3 separate regions of the Homo sapiens genome follow, and regions 1 and 3 are each linked to region 2. Evidence: read pairs that join two places in POLR2A ChIA-PET (ENCODE). Cell type or tissue: MCF 10A. All regions are shown on one strand.

Region 1 (5,000 bases), 85 kb before region 2:
CGCGGGCCACAGTCCATGCAGCAGGGAAGGGGCAGTGGAGGGGCATTTCCAGCAGCAGCTTGCTGTCAGCTGAGAGGTGAGGGAGAAAAGTGAGGGGAGGAGAAGGGAGGGGCTGCAGAGGAAGGAGGTGGGCACCCGTGCTCCTGGTCACCAGGCTTGCCTTCTAGCCCTGCCCCACCGACACCCACACAATCACAGTGACACCTTACGTGTCCAGATATCTCACCTCAGAGCAATGGCAAGAACCAGGCAGGGCCACCAAGACCTGTCACCCTCAGCACTGCAAAGGTCTCATCGCCTCACCCACAGGGAACCTCCCACAGTCCATTTCATTTAGGATCTGGTCCTACTGAGCCTGGCTCTACCAGCTGCCAGCTCCCAGGAGATCAGAAGCAGCAAATCTGGAGTGGAGGAGCTAACCCAAGGGTAGGAGGCAGATTCACAGCAGCAGTGAGAAGAGAACAGAAAACTGCTCAGGAAGCACGAGCACTCACCGGGGATCCTGTGCCATAGGGCAAAGAGCCCCACGCAATCTGACAGGCCCTGGAGTTGTCTCTGGAGCAGAGCAAATGCAGCGGCTGGTGCCACCGGCTGCCCGCCCCCTTCAAGTCAACTGCAGCCCTCTTTCCAATCTGGCCTTGGAATGCTCCAGCTCTTTCTCAGTGCTGGCCTCCACCATGGCCTCTGCAGCACTGAAACGTCAGCTCCTCTCTCTGGAAGCTCTCTTTCCCTGTGACTTCTGTGACATGTGGTGCCACAGCTGTCCTGCCTCTCTCTACCTCTCCCTGCCCCTCCTTCGGCACTCCCAGGCGCCATCATCCTTGGGGTCACACAGAGCAAGGTGGGAACTCCTGGTCCTGCAGCACCGCTAGCCCAGCCCTCCCTCCCCTCAAACTTCCAGTCCCACGTCTCCAACCACCTGTGGGACACCCTACCTGTCACTCTGTAACTCAAACTAGTGTTCCAAATGGATGTTTTCATCACTTTTATGTATCTGAAAATGCTCTGACCAATTTGGTTTTCTGTAACAGAACCTTCAGTTTCCTTCCGAACCAGTTTCCATTCTCCCTAAACCCCTACGGTGAATTCATCCTCAAGGTTCCTGCCGCTAAGTCCCTCCATCCGTAGTGACTCCCATAGCTCCTGTCTTATCTTTCGATGGCACTGCTGCAGAAGCTGCTTCTCCCCTGGACATGAGGCCTCCTTTGCCTATGTTTGCAGCTACACTGATTCTCTTACAGTGTGAGTCTCTGTCCCTTTCCTGACCAAGACCTTAATGTCCTCCAAACTCTCAGCCTGGCATTCAATGACTCTATCTGGCTCCAAGTCATTAGGAAGAAAATCTATTCTGTTCCTCTATCACATTTTTTGAGATCATGCGACCCTTTGAGAAGCTAAGAAAGTGAAGGATCCTCTCCTCAGAGAAACTGCAGGTAAGACGCCCCACAGCAACCCGGGGATGTCACAGACCCCCCTGAGCTGGCCACGGTCCAGGATACGAGCCCTGGATCTACTGCCTCTCCCTTCTTCTCATTTGACTACTTGCTCTTCCTCACACATGCCATTTGCCACCTCTGGGCTTATTCATGCTCAGGACAAATACTCCTGCTTCCATCAAGTCTCCCCTGGTCCCCAGGAGGTCATCTCCCTGCACACTGTCCGTGCTTCTTCTGGGGCACTTGTCCCATGTGCACAGGTCTTATCTGCCAGCCCCTGGAAAGCGGGAGCACATCCTGCTCCCAGTGACCACTAGGCCTGGCTCAGTGTAGAAAGCACTTGGTGATGGGCTGTGGCTTTAATGTAACTAATGATGACCACGAGCTTGCAAGAAGCAGTTACAGTATGTCCATTACAAGCTGTTTAAGAAGGCGGGAGAGGCTGGGCGCAGTGGCTCATGCCTGTAATCCCAGCACTTTTGGAGGCCGAGGCGGGTGTATCACCCAAGGTCAGGAGTTCAAGACCAGCCTGGCCAACATGGCGAAACCCCGTCTCTACTAAAAATATAAAAATTAGCCGGGTGTGGTGGTGGGCGCTTGTAGTCCCAGCTACTTGGGAAGCTGAGGCAGGAGAATCGCTTGAACCCGGGAGGCGGAGGTTGCAGTGAGCCAAGATCACGTCCGCACCATGGCACTCCAGCCTGGGCGGCAGAGCCAGACTCTGTCTCAAAAAAAAAAAAAAAAAAAAAAAAAAAGAAGGTGGGAGAGACAGCAGCTCCAGAAAGAGAACAGGTACAATATTTAGGTACTAAGGAAGAACACTTTAGTCCATTCTCAAATTTCAAACTTTGCCAACAGTTAGTAAGAAAAAGCACCCTCTTCCATCCACTTGTGATCAGCACAGCCCTGAGCCAGCCAAACCGCCACCTTCTCTGGCACTCAGGACCTCAAAGCCCTTATCCATTAACGGCACCATGCCACAGTCGCCACAGTCACCCTTAATGCAAAAGGGGTGCTGTGGTGTGACAGAGCTCCAGACCTAGGCAAGGCCGGGCAGGGCAGGAGAAGCCCTGGGCTCTGTTCCCTTACGAACAGTAGGGGTGATAAGGCCACCTGATGCCACACTCGCATGGGACAGTGTGTGGGAGGAGACAGTCAACTGTTGGCTGCCACCCAGACGTGAGGGCCACTTATTCCTTCCATATGTTTCACCTGCTGCTATTTCCCCAGCAACATGGAAGTGCGGCCGGAGAGAGCCTTGTGGCCCCGCTTCTCCAGAGGGTCTGAGATCGACAGGCTGCCACCAACCTCTGCTGCATGGACTCTGGCCTGATGTGCACTGTGGAGTCTGGCCCATCCCAGTACCACTTTCAGGGAGGGCTGAATGTTCCCTAAGTTAGAGGTGAGGACGTCACCTTCCCTGACCTTACAGCTACGAACATCAAGGGGAGAGGCTGCAGCTGAGCTGCACTATAGCCCCCACAGGTGCCTGATGAGCAGATGGTGCTGGAGCCACTGCTGCCCTGGACGCTGGCCTGAGCTGGGCAGGGGTCGGGTCCGGGGAGCCCTCCACTTACCTCCCCAGGCCCAGAGTCACACTGGGTCCCGAGGCAAGCCTCATCAGCTTAGTCTTTCCTTGTAAACTTCTAGGGGAAGGGGCTACAACATTGCAAGCTCCTTACACAGAAGGGAGCACGTTTTAAAGGCAAGCTTTTTTCTTTTTAGAAAGTTCTAAAGTTTCCTGTTCTGTCCTGGGCTTTCCCTGCCAGGGCCAACTGCGTGCTGCCAAGGGGAAGCGTGGCGAGGGCTATTTAAAGGCATGATGCTACCAGCTGTTTTCGGCGAGTGCCTCTCAACTTGGATCCTCATTAAGTTAGTTAACGGAGTGGGAGGAGGGGGAAAGGGAAAATGACAACTGGCTCCCACCCATTTATAGATTTTTTAAAACGCTGTTTTCATTTATTTCACTTTTTATCAGAGAAAATGGAGAGCTGCCCAGAGTACAGATTGCTAATGGCAAGAGGTATCTGTCATCTTTGAAAAAACCTTTGACCCAGAGACAAAGTATGTAGTAAGCTTTAAAAGTGTAAGCGTGTTCTAGGGGATAGTGAAGTCTTCTCACCTCCCCATTAACTGGCCAAGTGGGGCCCACAGGAGAGGGCCCTGAGTGTCAAGCTCCTCACTGAATGCACACTGTAAGGGAATCTATTTTTAGATGGCATTAGAGCTCAATATGCCTGAGGGCAAAATGAGGTTCAGTCCCTCTTCACTGATCTCAGTCTCTCTGCTCAGGGTTTCATAAAATTACAACTCGGTCCAACCCAGGAGTCTCAGTTAGGAGAAGAAAACGTAAGGACTGGGTAGGTTTCCCATGAATTCAGAGCAGAAGCAGGGCTGGCCCAGGCTTCAGCTCACAGGCATGGCATGGTGGAGGGAACTGAATCAGGAGTCAGGGGGTCTACTTTTGTGGGCCTTGGGCCCAGGGTAAATCTCTTCTGGGCTTCAGCTCCCTCACCTACAAAGCAGGGTGCCATAACTGAGGGTCCTAAGGCCGGTGGGCTGTAGAAGGTGAGGGTAGCCTGTGCGGGGCAGGCTCTGGAGCCAGGCGGACTGGGCTCGAGGCCTGGCCACACTCCTTACTCGTTGATCATGAGGGCAAGTGACTGCAGCGTTAGTTTCTTCATCTAAAAGGCGGGAGTAACTGCCTACCTTAAAGGGTTCTTGTGAGGAGTGAATGAGATGGTCTGGGTAAGCGCTTGGCATGGTACCTGGCATAAGAGATGATCAATAGATGTCAACTATTATCATGGGTACCCGCTGGGGCCAAGGGGAAGAGGCTCTGAGTCTGTGGAAACAGCCAGAAGAACGCGTGTGTGCCGAAGCGGGAAACCTGTGAGAGGTCTAGGGTCCTTGTCCTCAGTTCAGCCTTTCCCGAGGCTCCTTGGATCAGGCCCTCCCTTCTCACTGATCACACTGAGCTGGCAATCGCAGGCAGAGATGGCCAATCTCAGGCTTGGATACTCAGCCAAAGTCATGGGACACTGTGTGTCTTTTGCAATCCAGTCTAGAGCTGCTCATGGCATCCTTGTGGCATCAAAGGACAAATTCTGTAGCCAGAGGCACCTCCAGCCCTTGCGTGTCTTCTGCCCCCAAACCTACCAGGTGTACTCCTTGTGTGTGGTGTGCAGTTTTGGTCAGGGCTTGACCAGGGATGATGCTGCAGCTCTTCCTAGAAGGGTATTTAGGAATCACATGGCTCCGGCTGCCAAGAGCAGGGTGTTGGTTGGCCTGGTCCTCAAACAGCTCTCCTTCTGTCCAGGACAACATGCATCGTCAAGGGGAGGCAGTGGGGGAAGTGGAAAGAGCACTGCACTAGGAGGCACAGGACTCACAGCTCTAGCCCGGGCCCTGGCTCATTGTGTCATCCAGAACTGGGACTCCATTTCCTCACCTGTAACAGGATGATTTCTACTTAATGATCTTATGACCACCCAGTTATGGTCTGAGATATCATCCATGTGATCTTGAGCAAGCCACTTAACCCTTTTGTGTCCTGATTCTTCA
Region 2 (5,000 bases):
TTTTCTTTTATCTTTTTCCATATTCTTTTATCATTCGGAACAATATTAGAGAACTGACTGGTTTGATATTTTGTTGATAATTAATTTTCATTCCTGTTGCTTTGATAGTTTTTTTGCTTTTTTTTTTTTTGAGATGGAGTTTCACTCCTCTTGCCCAGGGTGGAGTGCAACGGCACGTTCTCGGCTCACTGCAACCTCCACCTCCCAGGTTCAAGCGATTCTCCTATCTCAGCCTCTCCCAAGAAGCTGAGATTACAGGTGCCACCACACTTGGCTAATTTTTGTATTTTTAGTAGAGACAGGGTTTCACCATGTTTCGGCTGATCTCGAACTCCTGACCTCAGGTGATCTACCCACCTTGGCCTCCCCAAGTGCTGGGATTACGGGCATGAGCCACTGCACCTAGCCTGATAGTTATTAATACTAGAAATGATAAAATTAAACTAAGAATCTTTATGTCTGATATGAGGTAAACATGGTAATTCTAAAATAATATTACACTTTCTATAGATTTGGCTTGAAACAAATTCTAACACATAGCATTGTGGTTCTTAATTTTAATTATTTTACTGATTCCGATTTGCTTTTCAAGTATATTCCTTTATATAAAGATGTGAACTGTATCCAAAAAAGTAAGCAGGTTTTGAGCAACATCACAGTTTTGGTTTTACCGATTTATGTAGTAGCCATCTTGTTTGTTGAGTGCTAAATATTCTACGACGAAACACTGTTTCTATAGCGGGCAGATGAAAGTCTACCTCGCTTAGCTCAGGAACTGAGTGGCTGCTACTACGACAGCTTTGTGTTTTAGTGGTGAGGTGACAGTGCGACATCAATGCAAATAATTTCCTTGGTTATACCAGGAATTGGAGAGCCTGACAAAATCAGAGCTCGGCAGAAGCATTTGTAGCAATAAACAGAAGCTTCTGATTTTTACTTAAAATTTCAAAAGCTGTCCTGATTTCTAATTTATTGGCCTTGATTACAGGCCTATAAGGAAAGAATTATTTAAATGACTACCAGAATTAGTCTGAAGTTGTTGATTTCCTCTGGCTTAAAAAAAAAAAGTCTTACCAGAAACTGTGTTCTCTGAAAAACAAAATAATTGCTTTCCTTTTACTTAATGTCAACTGAAAACCAATGAATGAACAAATGAACAAACAGATAGTTAAAGACAAATACAGAAAGAATAATACTAAGACATCTGTGTGAACATTAGTCATTTAAAATAAAGAAAAACATCAGAGTAAGAACCTTATCATTCATTAGACTGAATAAACACTGCCACCCCAGCCCCAATCCTACAGCTCTGAAATGGAGGAACACAGCAATCAAAGTCTTGCAAAGATACACTGGAAATAATGTGCAGGGCAAAATCCAAAGATAACTTTTTTTCTCTTTTAAAAACATAAGACTGTGGCTGGGCGTGGTGGCTCACGCCTGTAATCCTAGCACTTTGGGAAGCCATGGCGGGTAGATCACGAGGTCAGGAGATCAAGACCATCCTGGCTAACACGGCAAAACCCTGTCTCTACTAAAAACACAAAAAATTAGCCGGGAGTGGTGGCACATGCCTGTAATCCTAGCTACTCAGGAGGCTGAGGCAGGAGAATTGCTTGAACCTGGGAGGCGGAGGTTGCTGTGAGCTGAGATCGTGCCACTGCACTCCAGCCTGGGCGACAGAGCGAGACCCCGTCTCAAAAACAAAACAAACAAACAAACAAAAAAAAAAGAAAAAAATATATATGATTGTTTATAGTAATGACAGAAAAAGCTATATTGTTGTGTTTATATTATAACATATATACATGTAATATATATGACAATTAATAGAACAAATAAGCGGGAGGACAAGGAGCAATGTTGCTATATTTTACCAGAATGAAGGTATTATTAATCTTAAGGCAATTATGTTAAAGATGCATATTGTAATCTCTAGAATAAACCGCTAAGAAAGTAATTCAATATTAGATAGCTAAAAAAAAAAAAAAAAAAAAAGTTCAACAAATGCCCTTCCCCTTACTCACTGTGCTCCAGCCACGCCTGCTTCAGCAGAGCTCTTTGCTGCCTCAGGGCTCAGGGCTTTTGCACAGGGACTGCCTTCCCTGGAATTGCCTTCCTTGGCTGTCTGAATCACTGCTAAGGTCTCAGCGGAAATGTCACCCTCTATAGGAGGTCTTCCCTATAGAAGCATAGGGAAGACCTCACAGCATCTCCTCACAGCATCTTCCTCATCTTCCTCACAGCATCTCCTTCTTATTCTCTATTCATAGCCTTTTACTTTGTTCCATCACGCTATTTGTCACCTTTTGAATGTATATATTTGTTAAGTTTATGTCTTTATTGTCTGTTTTTCTCATTAGACTTCATTAAGAAAGACAAGAAGCTGGGTGTGGTGGCTCATGCCTGTAATCCCAACACTTTGGGAGGCTGAGGCAGGTGGATCCCTTGAGCCCGAGGTGTTTTGAGACCAGCCTGGGAAACAGCAAAACCTCGTCCCTACATAAAATTAGCTGGGCGTCATGGCGCTTATGTATAGTTCCAGCTACTTGGGAGGCTAAGGTGGGAGGATCACCTGAGCCCAGGAAGTTGAGGCTACAGTGAGCCATGATTGCACCACTGCACTCCAGTCTGGAGAGAGAGAAAGAAGACCTCCCCCAGACCAAGACATATAACATATGAGCCTCTCTCATATAACTGTGTCTTGCATAAAGTAGACAAGTCATAAAATATTTGTTTTAAAAATGCATACCATTGTACTTCACCTTGACCTAATCTTTTTTCTCATCAACTAGACAAGAAGTTGGCAAACTTCTGTGAAGGGTCAAATATTTTAGGTCTTGCAAACCATATACTGTCTCTGCTGCATATTCTTCTGCTTCTTTCTGTTTTCTAAGAATCCTTTTAAAATATAAAAGCTACCCTTAGGGCAGGGTGCAGTGGCTCACACCTATAATCCCAGCACTTTGGGAGGCCTAGGCGGGTAGATTGCTTGAGGCCAGGAGTTCAAGATCAGCCTGGGTAACGTGGTGAAACCCGGTCTCTACTAAAAATACAAAAATTAGCCGGGCATGGTGGCACATGCCTGTAGTCCCAGCTACTCGGGAGGCTGAGGCAGAAGAAACGCTTGAACTCAAGGTGGCGGAGGCTGCAGTGAGCCAAGATCACACTACCGCATTCCAGCCTGGGCAACAGAGTGAGACGCTGTTTCCAAAAAAAAAAAAAAAAACAAGCAAACAAACAAACAAAAAGCTATACTTAGCTCAAGGGCCCTATAAAAACAGGCTGACACGGGATTTGGCCCACAGGCTGTAGTTTTCTAATTTCTGTGCTATGTTACTGTAAGTATCTTAAGGTCAACTCTGAGTTATATACTTATATCCCCTAATACCTCGCATAGTACTGAGCATGCAGTAGGTTCTTAGTAAACTCAGAACTCAGTTAAGTTGGAGGTAGAGGAAAACAAGAGAAAAAAGTGGTCAGATTTGGTCTAACAGGAATTTTACCAGGGAGAAAAGGCCTACAGTCCAGGCTGAATGACTCAAAGGGTCATTTACCAAAGATTTATAGGTAATGGAAAAAGACAGCTTGTCATACAGTCACAAATCTCAATACTCAATTGTCTCCCCTTCTAAGCAGCAACTCTGCTCCTGTAGACAGCTGCCTCCTTGTGTGTCTACTTACAGTGCAGTTGACTGGGACCCACAAAAAAAGCATGTAGCTTTTCCCCAGAGGATTTTTTTTGTTCTGTTACTTCGCCTTGCTATCTGGTTCTCTTGCCACGCTGCATTCTGAAAAGCTACTAGTGGACCAGGCGCGGTGGCTCACGCCTGTAATCCCAGCACTTTGGGAAGCTGAGGCAGGTGGATCACCTGAGGTCGGGAGTTTGAGACCAGCCTGACCAACACGGAGAAACTCCGTTTCTACTAAAATTACAAAATTAGCCAGGCATGGTGGCGCATGCCTGTAATCCCAGCTACTCGAGAGGCTGAGGCAGGAGAATTGCTTGAACCTGGGAGGCAGAGGTTGCAGTGAGCCGAGATCCCGTCATTCCACTCCAACCTGGGCAACAAGAGCAAAACTCCGTCTCAAAAAAAAAAAAAAAAAAAGAAAAAGAAAATAAACAAAAGCTACTAGCTTAAAGGTAACATCTACCTCCAGAGGTAAGCATAATTTGGCAAATATGGAATTGCCTATACAACTGCTATGAATAATTCTTAGATGATGGCCAGGAAAGTTTCCTAAAAATAGTTTCTGGATGGGAGCAAGTTTCTGATCCTGCTACAGTTCCAAGATTTGAGACATGCTGAAAATGAATGATGTAAGGAAGGAATAAGTGGATGGAAATGCTCCATGGCCACAATCATGGCCACAGTCCCCACTCCTGGAACTGCCAGAATGCCAGGATGTTGCAGTACCTCCTGAGAGATCCCAGAATCTGTGCAATGCTTTTCCTTAAGGCAATCTGCTTTTTCAAAGTCTGGCAAAGTCTGAGGTCAGAGCTGTCTGTCTCAAGAAGAGTGCCTCTTTCCTCTAGCATCCAAAATGCACATAATTATTGCCAGGAGCTATCCTATCAATAGCAATTATCCTGGGCCCGAGGAGAATAGGGAGGAAGGGGAGAACAGAGATGCTATTTCATGTCCTGCTAGGTCTTCAACCTCCATGAAGTAGTAGAGGCAGCCACAGGGGAATGGCTCTATTTCCAGGCACTTCCTTCCTCCTTTTCACCTCTTGAGATCTCAGAATAATTCACTGCAATGTTCTTTGTTAAGTCTCTGCCACCTCATATTCCCCTCCCCATCTTCATGGAAGGGAGAAAAAGGAACAAGTGGTCCCTTGGGCATTGTAACCAAGCCAGCAGATGCTTCCAAAGGAAGGTAAGTGTCAGATGCTTAACTGCATGACTAAGTAAAACACATTATCTAACCAAGCTTCACTCCGAGGTAGCAAGTCCTATATTTTAGATAAGAAAAAAGGAAATGGGTGAAAATAATTTA
Region 3 (5,000 bases), 210 kb after region 2:
AAAATGTCAGCCTTTCTGCCAACTGTCTTAATGGCAATTTCCCCAGCATTAGCAATAAATATGTGCATCTTTCCTTTTTTCAAGTTATAGTACGTTGGCAAGCAACTTAAACTAACAAGACTCTGAGTTTTGGCAATTTATTAAGTCTAAGCTTTGCTTTTGGTAATCACAGCTGTGACAGTTTTCTTCTCCTTTTAGAAGTGACAGGTAGACATTTTGTGCAGAATGGAGTCCAAGTTCAGGTTGTTCTGTAAGGGAAAATTTTACTTCCTTTCTTAGAGGCACTTCCCTTGTCAACAAACAAGCTTTTATCTGAAATTGACTGCTCTTACCACTTAGACAGCTAAAAGCTAAGAAACACTCAAGTGATTATAACTTTAGCTGGGTGACAAACTGGTAAGGCTGATTCTTCAAATGGACTCTGAAAACCAGTGAGCCTAAATCTGGAGATTGTTCCTTAGCACATGCATACATATACACTAAATGTGAAAAGGAAAGTCAAAGTTAGTCTAACTAGAATTTTATAATTTACAAAATGTTTTCTAAGATATGTCATTTAATTATCCCAAAACCCTGCTTGGTAGATACAATTCATTTATACTTAGAAATGAAAAAACTGAGGCCTAGAACAGTCAAGAAACTTGCCTACAGTTATTGAGAGAGTAACAAAGAGTCACAGAGCTCAACCTCAAGACTCAAGGTGTATTCATCCATTCACGAGTATGTATTAAGGGCCTAAAATGTGTCAGGCACTCCGCTAGGCATCTAGTGAGTAAAAGAGACAGGACCACTGCCCTTTTGGAGCTTATAGTCTAGTAGGTGAGTCAGATATCAATCAAAATAATCACTCCTATCAATTATAACCTGTGTGGAGAAATGGGAATACTTAAACACTGTTAGTGGGAATGTAAGTTAGTTCAGGCAGGTGGAAAGCAGTTTGAAGATTTCTCATAGAACTAAAAATAGAACTACCATTTGATCCAGCAATTCTACTACTGGGTACATACCCAAAGGAAAATAAATCGCTCTACCAAAAGGACACCTCCACTTATATGTTTATTATAGCACTGTTCACAATAACAAAGACATGGAAACTACCTAGGTGCCCATCAGTGGTGAACTGGATTTTTAAAATGTGGTACATATACACCATAGAATACAACACAGAAATTAAAAAAGAACAAAATCATGTCCTCTGCAGCAACATGGATATAGCTGGAGGTCATTATCCTAAGGAAATTAATGCAGAAACAGAAAACCATATACCACATGTTCTCACTTATAAGTGGGAGCTAAACACTGAGCACACACACACATAACGATGGGAACAACAGACACTGGGGACTCCAGAAGGAGGGAGGAAAGAAAGGGGACAAGAGCTGAAAAACTTCCTATTGAGTACTATGTTCACTATTTGGGTGGCAAGATCAATAGAAACCAAAACCTTAACATCACACAACATAACCCTGTAATAACCCTGTACGTGTACCCCCTGAATGTAAAATACAAAATAAATAAAATAAATTATAACCTGTGATAAATGCTATCAAAGGGCACAGTGCTCTGAGAGCAAATTCCAGGAGGAAATGAACCATCTAGGGTTGGGGGCTCATTACTTGGAGGGAATTTTTTTTAAAGCTAAGTCAAAAGACCACATGGAAAAATAAATAACACCAGGCAGGAAAAGTCTAAAGAAGAAAAGCAGTGAGAGGGAACTGTACATAAAGCATAATTTTTCTCTGGTTACTTAAGATTTTCTCTTTATGTCTGGTTATCAGTATTTTTACTATAATGTTTTGTTTTAGTTTTTCCTTGCATTTATCCCAGATGGGGTTTGTTGAGCTTCTTGAATCTGTAAATTTCTGTCTTTCACCATATTTGGAAATGTGTTATTTTGTCAAATACTTTCCTGCCTTCTCCCTTTCTCTTCCCCTTCTAGGACTCCCGTTTCTTATATATTAAACATTTTGATACTATCCCATAATATCAAGGCTCTGCTTTCCCTTCTTCCAAGTATCAATGTCCATCCAGTATCTGCCTGCTTTGATCACTCTCTAGTGTTTTCAGGCAAATGGCTCTATATTTTGCTCGGAGCTCTGAGCTGTTGTGAAGAGTTAGGTCAACAGGAGCTACTTGGCCGTGACAAAAAGTGCAACTTGACAGAAATCTACAAATATTTTAATATACTGTTGACAATACTGTGGAGAAACAACCACTTTCATATATTGCTGCTGGTTTAATAAACCTGTATAAACTTTATGGAAGTTACTTTGACAATAAAATTATGAACACATAATCTTTGATCCAGTAATTCCACTTCTAATTATTTATCTTACAGACATACCTGAACACATGCAAAGTGACATATATACAAGATTATTTATTACAGTATTGTTTGTAATAGCAAAAGATTAGAAGCAAACAATATCCAATAATAGAGTTCAGATGTAATAATAATTCAATTATACAATGTAATAATATACAATTGTAAAAAAAGAATGAGGGAGTTCTATATATGTTTATACAGAAAAAATCTCTGAGCTATATTGAGTTAAAAGGAAGATCCAAAACAGTGCATAATATACGTTACCATTTGCATAAAAAGGGGGAATATATATTAGTATTTGCTTATATATGTACAAACTAACTCTGAAAATCTATACTAGAAAAAATTTATATTAGTGCTTACCTGGACAGGAGGAAAGTGGTATGATTTGGGTGGACAAAGGACAAAGATGGGAGGGAGACTTTTCACTATATTACTTTACATAGACTTTGATTTTTGAATAATATGAATACCTTATCCATTCGAAAAAATTTTAAGGAATTTAAAAAAAACTAAAAGCGTATATAATAAAATGTCCACAATTCATGCATTATTCATTCATTCATTCATTGAACAAATATTTACTGAGCACATACTGTGCCAAGTACTAGGCTAGATAATGGAGAACTTAAGACAAAACAGTCTATGTGTCCTCAAGGAACTTAAAGTCTATTTTGACTAGACTGGCAATTAAACAAAATAGTACGACATGGTAAGTGTTTTGACAGAGATATTCACAGGACGCTTTGGAAGTAATTTAATCGGGACACTCAGTTTCCAGTGACAGAACTCCAATTCAAACTAATTTGAACAAACAAAAGAGAATTTATTGAAAGGATATGAGGGATCTCATGAAACCTAAGGATAAAAACATAGCATGGCCTCAGTTCCAAGGATTCTAATACCCACAGAATTTTCTCTTAGTCTCTTGTCTCTGCTGTCTCTGTACTTCATTTTCCTTTCTATTTGCCAGCTTCTGATTCTTTTGACCAGATGTTATTAGAAAAAAGTTCCCAGATTTACATGTTACAGACCAATTACTCATACAGAGACCAATCTCACTCCCTCAGTACTAACTCCAAATTCCCAGGGAAGAATTCTGTTTGGCTTAGGTTAAGCCTCCCTGATCTAATCAACACATTTCCACAGTTCTTTGAAGTAAATAAGTTAATGGTACCATGAATTCTTGAAAATAATTGAAAAACTAGGAAACTCTTTTCTGAGGAAGGAAACAGCTTGCATCATTTGTACATTTCCGAAAACAATTTTTTAAACACCTTAAGAGTTTTCGTACAGAATACTTGAAATGTAGGATTCTTTTTGTCTTTTGCCTTTTAGTACATGAAAAAAAGGCATTAAAACCCGCCTCAGCTGGTCCTTGGACAACACTTGTCCATTTCCTTCATGGCGATAACACTGTGCAAGGAGTGCACCCTACATCTAAATGGCCACCAAAGAGATGGGGCAATGCACCCATCAGTTCAGAACAAATGAGTGGCCTCACAAAGATAAGTAAGGGGGCGCAATTAGAGTCCTTCCTCACATGCTGTTCTGAAAAGTATAGGCAAAGGAAATGGAAAGGATTTCCTTTGTGTTTCGTATGCTTCCTGAAAATAAGATCTTTTCCACTTGATGCATCCTGCTGCTGAAAGTAACTTGAATTTCCTACTGATACCTCTACTATTTAAAAAACAGTAACAGAGTTCCTTTGGAATATCAGTATGATTTTAAAAGTTATAATCTACACCTTTAATATTTTGAGGTATAAAGTAATTTAGGTATCCACACACTACTTTTTATTAATAAGGTTAAAAACCAGAAATATAAGCTATTGTAAGCAAGATCTTAAGTATTTCCATTGACATGCAAGTCAAAATTCAGTACAACAAATTCCATTACAAAGACAATTAAAAAGGGAGACACTGTCATGGTTCATTTATTTTACATAATGTCCAACTCCTAACAGTTCCGTGTGGTTAAAAACAAAACTAAACAAATATGGTCAATTCCTTGGAGTATACTGTAGCATATCTGACCGCCACACTACACCCTTTTCAAAGGAGCCACCACATGTTAATCCCCATGTCAAATGCCATCAGGACATAACTCCCAAGCAGCAAAAATTAAAGGGAGATTATAGGTGAAGGTCCCTGCATGCCCTGCTATATATGGCTGACTGGCATGACCAGAGCACCTACTACATCCTCATGCCAGTAGGGGAAAGGCCATCCACTTCCAGGCTCCCCAGATATTTTTATCTTTCTCTTAGCAACTCTTGCCCTCCTCTCCTATCACGCTAGACCAGTGCTGTCTGAAAGAAAAATAATGCAAAGTACAAATGTGAGCCATATATATAATTTAAGATTATTTAACATTTTCTAATAGTCACAATTTAAAAGGCAAAAAAAGACAGGTGAAAAGCTAATAATACATCCCAATATATCTAAAATATTAGCATTTCCACATGCAATCAACATAAAAATCATTAATGAGTTTTTTTGTACTAATTCTTCAAACTCTGGTGTGTATTTCCCACGTGCACACATCTCAGTTCAGACTAGCCACATTTCAAATGCTCGATAGTCACATGTTTGACTAGAAGCTCCTGTATTGGACAGCATAGTTCTAGACATTTTCCCATTAACGTTAATCCCGACATTAAGGTAAACACTCC

What was found. ChIA-PET counts read pairs that join two places held together with the same protein. Peaks named below come from ENCODE experiments on the same cell type or tissue, not always from the same donor. Only the 100,000 strongest peaks of a DNase experiment are listed, where the experiment ranks them.
Region 1: POLR2A ChIA-PET joins it to region 2 with 5 read pairs; 2 of 35 experiments call an interaction of 5 or more read pairs at or near these places.
Region 3: POLR2A ChIA-PET joins it to region 2 with 5 read pairs; 2 of 35 experiments call an interaction of 5 or more read pairs at or near these places.

Annotation. Positions count from the first base shown.
Region 1 is chr2:28,332,346-28,337,345 of GRCh38, reverse strand. The region is part of intron 11 of BABAM2 (BRISC and BRCA1 A complex member 2); the gene reads right to left. Among named protein-coding and RNA genes, the nearest start is that of BABAM2-AS2, 24 kb to the right of the region's middle. RefSeq lists a silencer at 1,078-1,278. In MCF 10A, no CTCF peak of the experiment used is centred here; no DNase peak of the experiment used is centred here.
Region 2 is chr2:28,247,317-28,252,316 of GRCh38, reverse strand. All of the region lies in intron 10 of BABAM2 (BRISC and BRCA1 A complex member 2), which reads right to left. Among named protein-coding and RNA genes, the nearest start is that of BABAM2-AS2, 61 kb to the left of the region's middle. RefSeq lists an enhancer at 2,017-2,517. In MCF 10A, no CTCF peak of the experiment used is centred here; a DNase peak (open chromatin) is centred at 2,076.
Region 3 is chr2:28,034,897-28,039,896 of GRCh38, reverse strand. All of the region lies in intron 5 of BABAM2 (BRISC and BRCA1 A complex member 2), which reads right to left. Among named protein-coding and RNA genes, the nearest start is that of MIR4263, 41 kb to the right of the region's middle. In MCF 10A, no CTCF peak of the experiment used is centred here; no DNase peak of the experiment used is centred here.